Regions from separate parts of the Homo sapiens genome. Here region 1 is linked to region 2. A link is an interaction called in ENCODE POLR2A ChIA-PET data of the cell type or tissue named here. Cell type or tissue: OCI-LY7. All regions are shown on one strand. Each heading gives the region's core, and the rest is flanking DNA. Links, peaks and the distances in the headings are about the cores only. Region 1 overlaps DYNLT2B (dynein light chain Tctex-type 2B). Region 2 overlaps SENP5 (SUMO specific peptidase 5).

The links. ChIA-PET counts read pairs that join two places held together with the same protein. Peaks named below come from ENCODE experiments on the same cell type or tissue, not always from the same donor. Only the 100,000 strongest peaks of a DNase experiment are listed, where the experiment ranks them.
Region 1: POLR2A ChIA-PET joins it to region 2 with 6 read pairs; 3 of 35 experiments call an interaction of 5 or more read pairs at or near these places.

What each region holds. Positions count from the first base shown.
Region 1 is chr3:196,308,240-196,312,628 of GRCh38, forward strand. All of the region lies in intron 2 of DYNLT2B (dynein light chain Tctex-type 2B), which reads right to left. Among named protein-coding and RNA genes, the nearest start is that of DYNLT2B, 7.8 kb to the right of the region's middle. In OCI-LY7, for the core only: no CTCF peak of the experiment used is centred there; no DNase peak of the experiment used is centred there.
Region 2 is chr3:196,930,389-196,934,710 of GRCh38, forward strand. It overlaps SENP5 (SUMO specific peptidase 5), which reads left to right. Exons shown (of 10, transcript NM_152699.5): 10 at 425-4,322. The coding sequence ends at 535. Among named protein-coding and RNA genes, the nearest start is that of NCBP2-AS1, 7.3 kb to the right of the region's middle. In OCI-LY7, for the core only: no CTCF peak of the experiment used is centred there; DNase peaks (open chromatin) are centred at 1,053, 1,573 and 2,433; H3K4me3 peaks cover 929 bases; H3K27ac peaks cover 2,656 bases.

The DNA of each region.
Region 1 (4,389 bases), core at 273-4,272, 620 kb before region 2:
TCTTGGAAGATGTGGCCGGCCAATAAACTGAGTCTTGAGGGCTGAGTAAGAGGGGACCAGGTCAGCCCCATCTCCCCACACGTCCGAGAACGAGGGGCATGTGCACAGCAGGAGAGCATGGGATCTCCAAGAAACTGTAAGCTGTTCAGTAAGACAGACAAGAAAAAAAATGAAGATTCCAGAGCAAAACGAGGTGATCCAGCACCATTTAGCTGTTTACTCCAGAAACTACGTTGCTAAAGCAGCAAAATCCTGAAAATTCTCACTAACACCAAGTCTGAAGAGAAAAAAATGGAATGGGCATTTTTGAATCTTTCTACTTTTTTGACCAAGGAATAGTGGAAAGAGTTTTAAAAAAACAAAAGAAGTGAAATAAGCGAAGCTGAAAGAGCCAGCTCTCTCTGATGAACGTGCAGGTTCCAAGATTACACTGTAAACGGGACAATCTGAAGACTACAGGCAATCTCCCATGTGGGGCATGAACCTGATTCAGAGTGTGTAAAGACAGAGTCCAAGTTATTTTTAAAAAACACTGCACACAACTCAGCTGAGCTTCCTCCTTTCTCTAACCAATCCCAAATTATACAGAAATGTGTCTAGAATAATACTCAGCCCTTAAATCACGGTTCTGAGGGGAAAATAAAATAGTCTCAGATATGGTGGGGAGGGGAACTTAAAAAAAAAACCCACACCATATCAGAGCAATTAAAAATCCCCCACATCATATCAGAGCAATTAAAAATCCCCCACATCATATCAGAGCAATTAAAAATCCCCCACATTATATCAGAGCAATTATGATGTATGGGCACAACAAAATGAAATGCAGCCAAATGGCAATAAACAAAGATGCAATAGCAAAAACAAAAGAGTAACAAAGAAGAACAAAGCTTCTGCTGGGTGCCATGGCTCACGCCTGTAATCCCAGCAATTTTGGAGGCTGAGGCGGGAGGATCTCTTAAGGCCAGAAGTTCAAGACCAGCCTAGGCAGCATGACAAGACCACCATCTCCACAAAACAATTTTTCTTTTTTTCTTTTTTTTGAGATGGAGTTTCACTCTTGTTGCCCAGGCTGAAGTGCAATGGCGTGATCTCAGGTCACCACAAACTCTGCCTCCTGGGTTCAAGCAATCTTCCTGCCTCAGACTCCCGAGTAGCTGGGATTACAGGCATGAACCACCACACTTGGCTACTTTTGTATTTTTAGTAGAGATGGGGTTTCTCCATGTTGGTCAGGTTGTTCTCGAACTCCTGACCTCAGGTGATCCATCTGCCTCGGCCTCCCAAAGTGCTGGGATTACGGACGTGAGCCACCACACCTGGTCCACAAAACAATTTTTCAAAAAATATTGAAGAAAAGAAAGAAACTTCCAGTGGAAGGAAGGAAGAAGGAAGGAAAGAAGGAAGGAAGGAGCTGTGTAAGAGAAAAAATTTGGCTGGGCACGGTGGCCCACACCTGTAATCCCACTTTGGGAGGCTGAGGCGGGTGGATCACTTGAGGTGAGGAGTTTGAGACCAGCCTGAACAACATGGAGAAATCCCATCTCTACTAAAAATACATTAGCAGGGCGTGGTGGTGCACGCCTGTAATCCCAGCTACTTGGGAGGCTGAGCAGGAGAATCGCTTGAACCTGGGAGGTGGAGGTTAAGGTGAGCCAAGATTGCGCCATTGCACTCCAGCTTGTGCAACAAGACCGAAACTCAGTCCAAAAAAAAAAAGAAAAGAAAAGAAAGAAAAAAATCAACCTAGGAAGTAATACAAATCAAGGAACGAAGAGTTATTCCTCACAATTAATTCACAATACTAGAACAATGTAAGCTTATAAACTCAATGAAATAAGTACTCAATCAGGTTATCAAATTTTTTAACTTTTTTTTTGGAGACAGAGTTTCGCTCTTCTGCCCAGGGTGGAGTGCAATGGCAAGATCTAGGCTCACTGCAACCTCCACCTCCCAGATTCAAGCAATTCTCATGCTTCAGCCTCCCAAGTAGTTGGGATTATAGGCATGCGCCATCACGCTCGGCTAATTTTTTTTTTTTTTTGCATTTTTAGTAGAGACGGGATTTCACCATCTTGGTCAGGCTGGTCTCGAACTCCTGACCTCAGGTGATCCACCTACCTCGGCCTCCCAAAGTGCTGGGATTACAGGCGTGAGCCACCGCACCTGGCCAGGTTATGATTTTGTTTGATTTGGTTTGGTTTTTTGAGAGGGAATCTCGCTCTGTCGCTCAGGCTGGAGTGCAGTGGGATGATCTCAACTCACTGCAACCTCCACCTCCTGGGTTCAAGCGATTCTCCCACCTGAGCCTTCTGAGTAGCTGGGATTACAGGCACGCACCACCATACCTGGCTAAATTTTATATTTTAGTAGAGACACGGTTTCACCATGTTGCCCAGGCTGGTCTGGAACTCCTGACCTCAAGTGATCCACCTGCTTCTGCCTCCCAAAGTTCTGGGATTACAGGCGTGAGCCACCTCACCTGGCCTGTTTTGTTTTGTTTTTGTTTTTTTGGAGATAGGGTCTCCCTCTGTCACCCAGGCTGGAATGCAGTGGGGCGATCTCGGCTCACTGCAACCTCCGCCTTCTGGGTTCAAGTGATTCTCCTGCCTCAGCCTCCCAAGTAGCTGGAACCATAGGCGTGCACCACCACGCCTGGCTAATTCTTTGTATTTCAGTAGAGACGAGGTTTCACCATGTTGCCCAGGGTGGTCATGAACTCCTGAGCTCAGGCAATCCACCCGCCTCGGCCTCCCAAAGTGCTGGGATTACAGGTGTGAGCCACGGCACCCAGCCTCAATCAGGTTATTAAGCAACATAAAGAGATGAAAAGAAAGACCACGGCCCTAGGGAACAAACAGAATACCCAGAAAAGATCATTCCAGAACTAATAAATTCAAAATGGCAAGAAAAAAGACACAAATGAAAACAATTACTGGTTTAAGAAAATCACAAGTAAATGGCAATAAAAAAGGAAGAAGCCTGGGCAAAATGGCAAAACCCCGTCTCTACAAAAAATACAAAAATTAGCCGGGTGTGGTGGCAGGCGCCTGTAGTCCCAGCTACTTGGGAGGCGGAGATGGGAGGATTGCTTGAGGCTGCAGTGAGCCAAGACTGCGCCACTGCATTCCAGCCTGGCCAACAGAGTGAGACCCTGTCTCAAAAAAAAAAAAAGAAGAAGAAAGAAATTATGGGAAAGAAAAACTAATAAATATAGAAGACAAAGATGGCTCAACATAACAATATTTGGTGTCCTGAAGAAAAGGAAGTAACGAATGGAATAGGAAACATATTCAGAGATATAAGGAAATTTCCTTTATATGGAAAGAATAAAGTCTGCAGATTGAAAGCTATAAAATGCTCATTAGAAAGTCAGAATCTTTAGAAAAGCTACTGAGCATAAAGGTGAAGATGAGGATTATTTTATTTATTTATTTATTTATTTATTTATTTATTTATTTTGAGACAGAGTCTCGCTCTGTTGCCCAGGCTGGAGTGCACTGGCACGATCCCAGCTCACTGCAACCTCCTTCACCCCCCAGGTTCAAGCAATTCTCCTGTCTCAGCCTCCCAAGAAATCCCAGCACTTTGGGAGGCCGAGACGGGTGGGTCACCTGAGGTCAGGAGTTTGGGACTAGCAAGCCCGGCTAATTTTTGTTTTGTTTTTTTGAGACAGAGTTTCGCCCTTGTTGGCCAGGCTTGAGTGCAATGGTGCAATCTTGGCTCACTGCAACCTCTGCCTCCTGGGTTCAAGCTATTCTCCTGTCTCAGCCTGGGATTACAGGCATGCGCCACCACGCCTGGCTAATTTTGTATCTTTAGTAGAGACAGGGTTTCTCCATGTTGGTCAGCCTGGTTTCGAACTCACAACCTCAAGTGATCCGCCCGCCTCGGCCTCCCTAAGTGCTGGGATTACAGGCGTGAGCCACCATGCCCAGCCCCTAAATTTTGTATTTTTACTAGAGACGGGGTTTCACCATATTGTTCAGGGTGGTCTCAAACTCCTGACCTCAGGTAACTCACCTGTCTTGGCCTCCCAAAGTGCTGGGAATACAGGCGTGAGCCACCACGTCCAGCCAAAGGTGAGGATTCCTTAAGCAGAGAACATCAAGCTGGGCTCAGATTTCTTGACAACAAGTTACCACTGAATGTCAGAGGGCAATGAAGCACAAGGGTCAAGAAAATAAATTATTACCTCAAAACTATGTATATTCTACTTTTGGGGGTGGAGGGGCGGGGGATGGAGTCTCGCTCTGTCGCCCAGGCTGGAGTGCAGTGGCACTATCTCGGCTCACTGCAGACTCTGCCTCCTGGGTTCAAGTGATTCCCCTGCCTCAGCCTCCCAAGTAGCTGGGATTACAGATGCCCACTACCACGCCCGGCTAATTT
Region 2 (4,322 bases), core at 1-4,000:
GCACTAGCTTGGTCAGTCACCTATAATTTGGGTAAATGCTTAAAACAGTGTATTTTTACAGTAGTTTAAACAGACATGAAAATGCTGCCTTAGATCGGGGTCCCAAACCCCTGGGCCACGGACAGATACTGTCCACATTAGGTTCTCTTAGGAGTGTGAACCCTGTTGTGAACTGCAGATGCGAGGGATCTAGGTTGCTCACCCCTTATGAGAATCTAACTAATGCCTGATAATTCATCCTGAAACCAACCCCCTCTCCCCCAAGTCTGTGGAAAAATTGCCTTACACGTAACCAGTCCCTGGTGCCAAAAAGGTTGGGGTCTTCTGCCTTAGACACTATTAGGTCTGCATTTAGTAAAACAGAATGGGCTGGTCCACAACTCCAAGTGCCACTGAAGTGTTTCTGGGACCTTTTTTTTTGCAGTACTGCAAGTGCCTCGCCTTAGAGCAGCCTTTCCAGTTTTCACAAGAAGACATGCCCCGAGTGCGGAAGAGGATTTACAAGGAGCTATGTGAGTGCCGGCTCATGGACTGAAACTCAGCAGGGACTCTGGGAAGTCTGACCAAGTTGGAGCAGATGGTTTGTTACTTGAATCTCCAAACACTTAGTTGAATTTTTACAGATATTTCAGATCAGTGGTGTTGGGCCACTATTGTTACCTCAAATTTATTTTTTGCCCTTATTCATTTCTCCAGCTACCATGTACTATTGTTTAATGTTCAGTTTGGTTTCATTTTTAATTTTATGGTTCTGTGCGTCCCCCATATTTAATATTTATTATTCAAACGCATGCATATAGACAGAGCATGCAGTGAAGAGTATTAAAAAAAAAAGCTTAGTAGATTTGGTGCAGCTTTTGAAACTTAGTTAGACGTGAACTGAATACAGGTTTCAAATTTACTCCCAGAACCTAAAAATGCAAGATGTTTTTGATACAACATAACTCTGAGAATAGTAAGTGTTCCCTGGGGCATTAAGGGTAGCTGGGGGTGGTTTTGACAAATCCAGTCCTGTTTTACTTTACCAGCGGCAACTTTCACCAACTTCCCTCTCCAAGTGAGTCTTAGAGAGTGCAGTCCATTCCTTTTGAAGGGTGAGATGGAAGTGGTCGTAAACTGACTGGTGTCTTCTGTTTCTGGAGGCACACTTGTAAGCACAGTGGCTGCTTTGGGAGGAGTAAGGTGTGAGAAAAAGCAACCTTGGAGGCCAGTAACAATGACAGATTTCAATCGTGGTTTTAGGAATTATAATACGTGGCATACATCTCATAAAGGCTTTTGCTGGGATATTGAATTCCCTGAATTTTTCTGTTTTCGACCTGTTAAAAAAATCTTAACATCCATCAAACTAGTGGTCAAACAAATGAGAATGCAGCTGTTCTCAGAGTAATTTTTAAGTTGTCATTTCCCTGTGTTGCCTCCCAATTGGAAGAAGTTAAGGTTTACCAAATGCATTTCTATTTCAAGGGTATCTGAAACGTAAACATTCAAAACTGAAGGCTGACTGACTTGAGATGTTTTGCAGGTGGCTGGAGAGAAGAGGGAAGGTAATAGAGACAACTTAGTCCCATGGGAGCGCAGCAACCGTGTCAGGTTCTTTCTCCTGTCCCATTAGTGACCTCAGTAACATGCAGGGTACGTCTGGCTTCTGCATGGCCAGTGCTGACACTAGCACAGCTGTTCTTCTCCTTCTGTTGAACCTCATCTTCTGAAGAAAGGCCAAGTGGCCCTTGTCCATACACTTAGCTGCATTAGGATGAATATCACGCGTCTCACATCTTTAATCCAGCCTTTCGTGACATGTTGGAAAGATACATGTGAAACCTACCCAGTTACCCTTTCTGAATTGGGAGGAAAACCAACCAATGTATGTATGAGAAACTCAGAAGTCTGAATAGAAAAACAAAGTAAATGGCAGAAGATTCTCGAGTTTATGCCCGCGTAGGTTTGGAGTGTTGAAAAAGCTAAAATGTTTAGTTTCACTTGGCCCTGAGGTATGGTTGAGAAGGCTGACTGCCAGCAGTTGAGGATTGAGTCCGACCATGTTTACATGCAGGGTTCCCAACACCAGTGGTGACACTGGGAAGCAGCCCCAGCACTTTCCTCTCCTGAGTCCTCCAGACCCAAAATCCTTAATGTCAAACCAGGTCAGTGTTTCTTACTGTGTTTCAAGTCGTTAAAAAGACTGAGAGTAGAGGCACTTTATGCTGCTATAGGTGGGGTTCTGTCAGCGTTAGGAAAAAATGACAGTTTAGGGTAAGGAAGATCTCATAATGAGTTTTTCAAACATAATTATGCAAACATGAGATTTTTCAAAACATGCCAGAAATTTGCCTCTGATTTTTTTTTTTTTTTTTTTTTTTTTTTTGTGGGGGTGTGGTATACCAAAGTAGCCAGTCACTGGGCTGTCAGTTCAAAATGTCTTGTACTTCAGAGTGAGGAAGTGTTTCAGTTCCTCAGTGACAGAACCTGGCATGCAGAAGAGACAGAATTGTTCCTGTAAGAAAATCAACGCCGAGAGAGAGCTGCCCAAATCCAGTGACTCTTCCACTTCCAGTCTCATGCTTCATAGGGCACCTTGAGGTGTGCTGCCCAGTGTGGCTTAGACTAAATGTTGAGTTTGGGTTTTTTGTTTTTTTTTTTTTTTGAGTCAGAGTCTCACTGTCCCTCAGGCTGGAGTGCAATGGCGCAATCTTGCCTCACTGCAACCTCCACCTCCCAGGTTCAAGCGATTCTCCTGCCTCAGCCTCCCAAGTAGCTGGGATTACAGGTGTGTGCCACCACGCCCCACCGATTTTTGTACTTTTAGTAGAGACAGGATTTCACCATGTTGGCCAGGCTGGTCTTGAACTCCTGACCTCAAGTGATCTGCCCGCCTGGGCCTCCCAAAGTGCTGGGATTACAGGCGGGAGCCACCGTGCCTGGCCAATGTTAAGTATTTTAAAAGTCATTTTAAAATATTTGTCATTGATGAAACTTGGTTTCAGCACACGTAATTGCTTTCCCTCTCTTCTTGTGATTAGGTGTAAACCTCTATTTAACTCAAGTCCTAGATTAGAATGTCCTTTGTCCTGATGTTTGCAGTAATTGCTTCCTTGGTTAATAAAGATATTTTTGAAATATACTCTGGACTGTTGGTGAAAGAGGCAGGCATGGCTTTACTGGTACTAGTTTGGCACTGAACTGTTTGGGTGCCCATGAGGTAGGCAGACCTTATGCTTTTTTTTTTTGAGACGGAGTCTTGCTCTGTTGCCCAGGCTGGAGTGCAGTGATGTGATCTCGGCTCACTGCAACCCCTGCCTCCCAGGTTCAAGTGATTCTCCTGCCTCAGCTTCCCCAATAGCTGGGACTACAGGTGTGCGCCACCACTCCCAGCTAATTTTTGTATTTTTAGTAGAGACAGGGTTTTGCCATGTTGGTCAGGCTGGTCTCGGAACTCCTGACCTCAGGTGATCCACCCGCCTCTGCCTCACAAAGTGCTGGGATTACAGGCATGAGCTACCGTGCCTGGCCTAAACCTTACGCTTTTGAGGTTGAGTGCAGGCCTTGTGATAACTAAGCGCTACTTTTGACGAGCCTTCAACAAGCTGCCCAGTCCTCTCCTCAGCAGACGCATCAGGTTGTAGTTGCATCTTTACAGTGGTCTTTCCTTTTATTAAATCTATAGCAGTGAATATAGATTTGATTCAACTTTTAGTTACGTTCTCTCAAGAATCCTAATCAACTTTCAGTTAGCCTCTTAAGAAAGGGAAAAAAAGGTGCTGCCAGTCATCCCCAAATTATGTTTTTGGCTGTGCATTCTATTTTCTACATAGCACTGAATCTGAGTAACAGTCATCCTGGATTTATAGTTGGAACAGAACAGTAACAGACCTAACTGGGACTCAGCCAGCACTAGCCTCATCTTAGCTGCCCCTTTTCTCTGCTTTGCAGTTTACTGCTTCCCTGGGCTAGCCATAACGGGGTTCTGGGCAGGTCAGACTCTTCAGCAAGACAGTGTATTAATAGTGTGAATTAGATACACTGATGACCTGCTCTGCCTAGTTAAGAAACTGAATTAATCAGCAGTTACAAAGCACATACTTTGTTACGTGCTAGGCTTTGCCTCCTGGCCTCTAGATAATTAAGACGGCCCAGGGAATACCAGCAGAGAAGTGCTAATTGTATTTGGGTGTTACAAAAGCAGACCTAGACGAGCTGTTCACTTAACTGGTACCTGTTGGTCAGAAAAAGAATTTATTTAGAGATTATGATCATGTAAAATTACAGTACTCAACCCTTCTAGCAAAGTATTTTTTTGAAAAATAAACTAAATGCCTTTA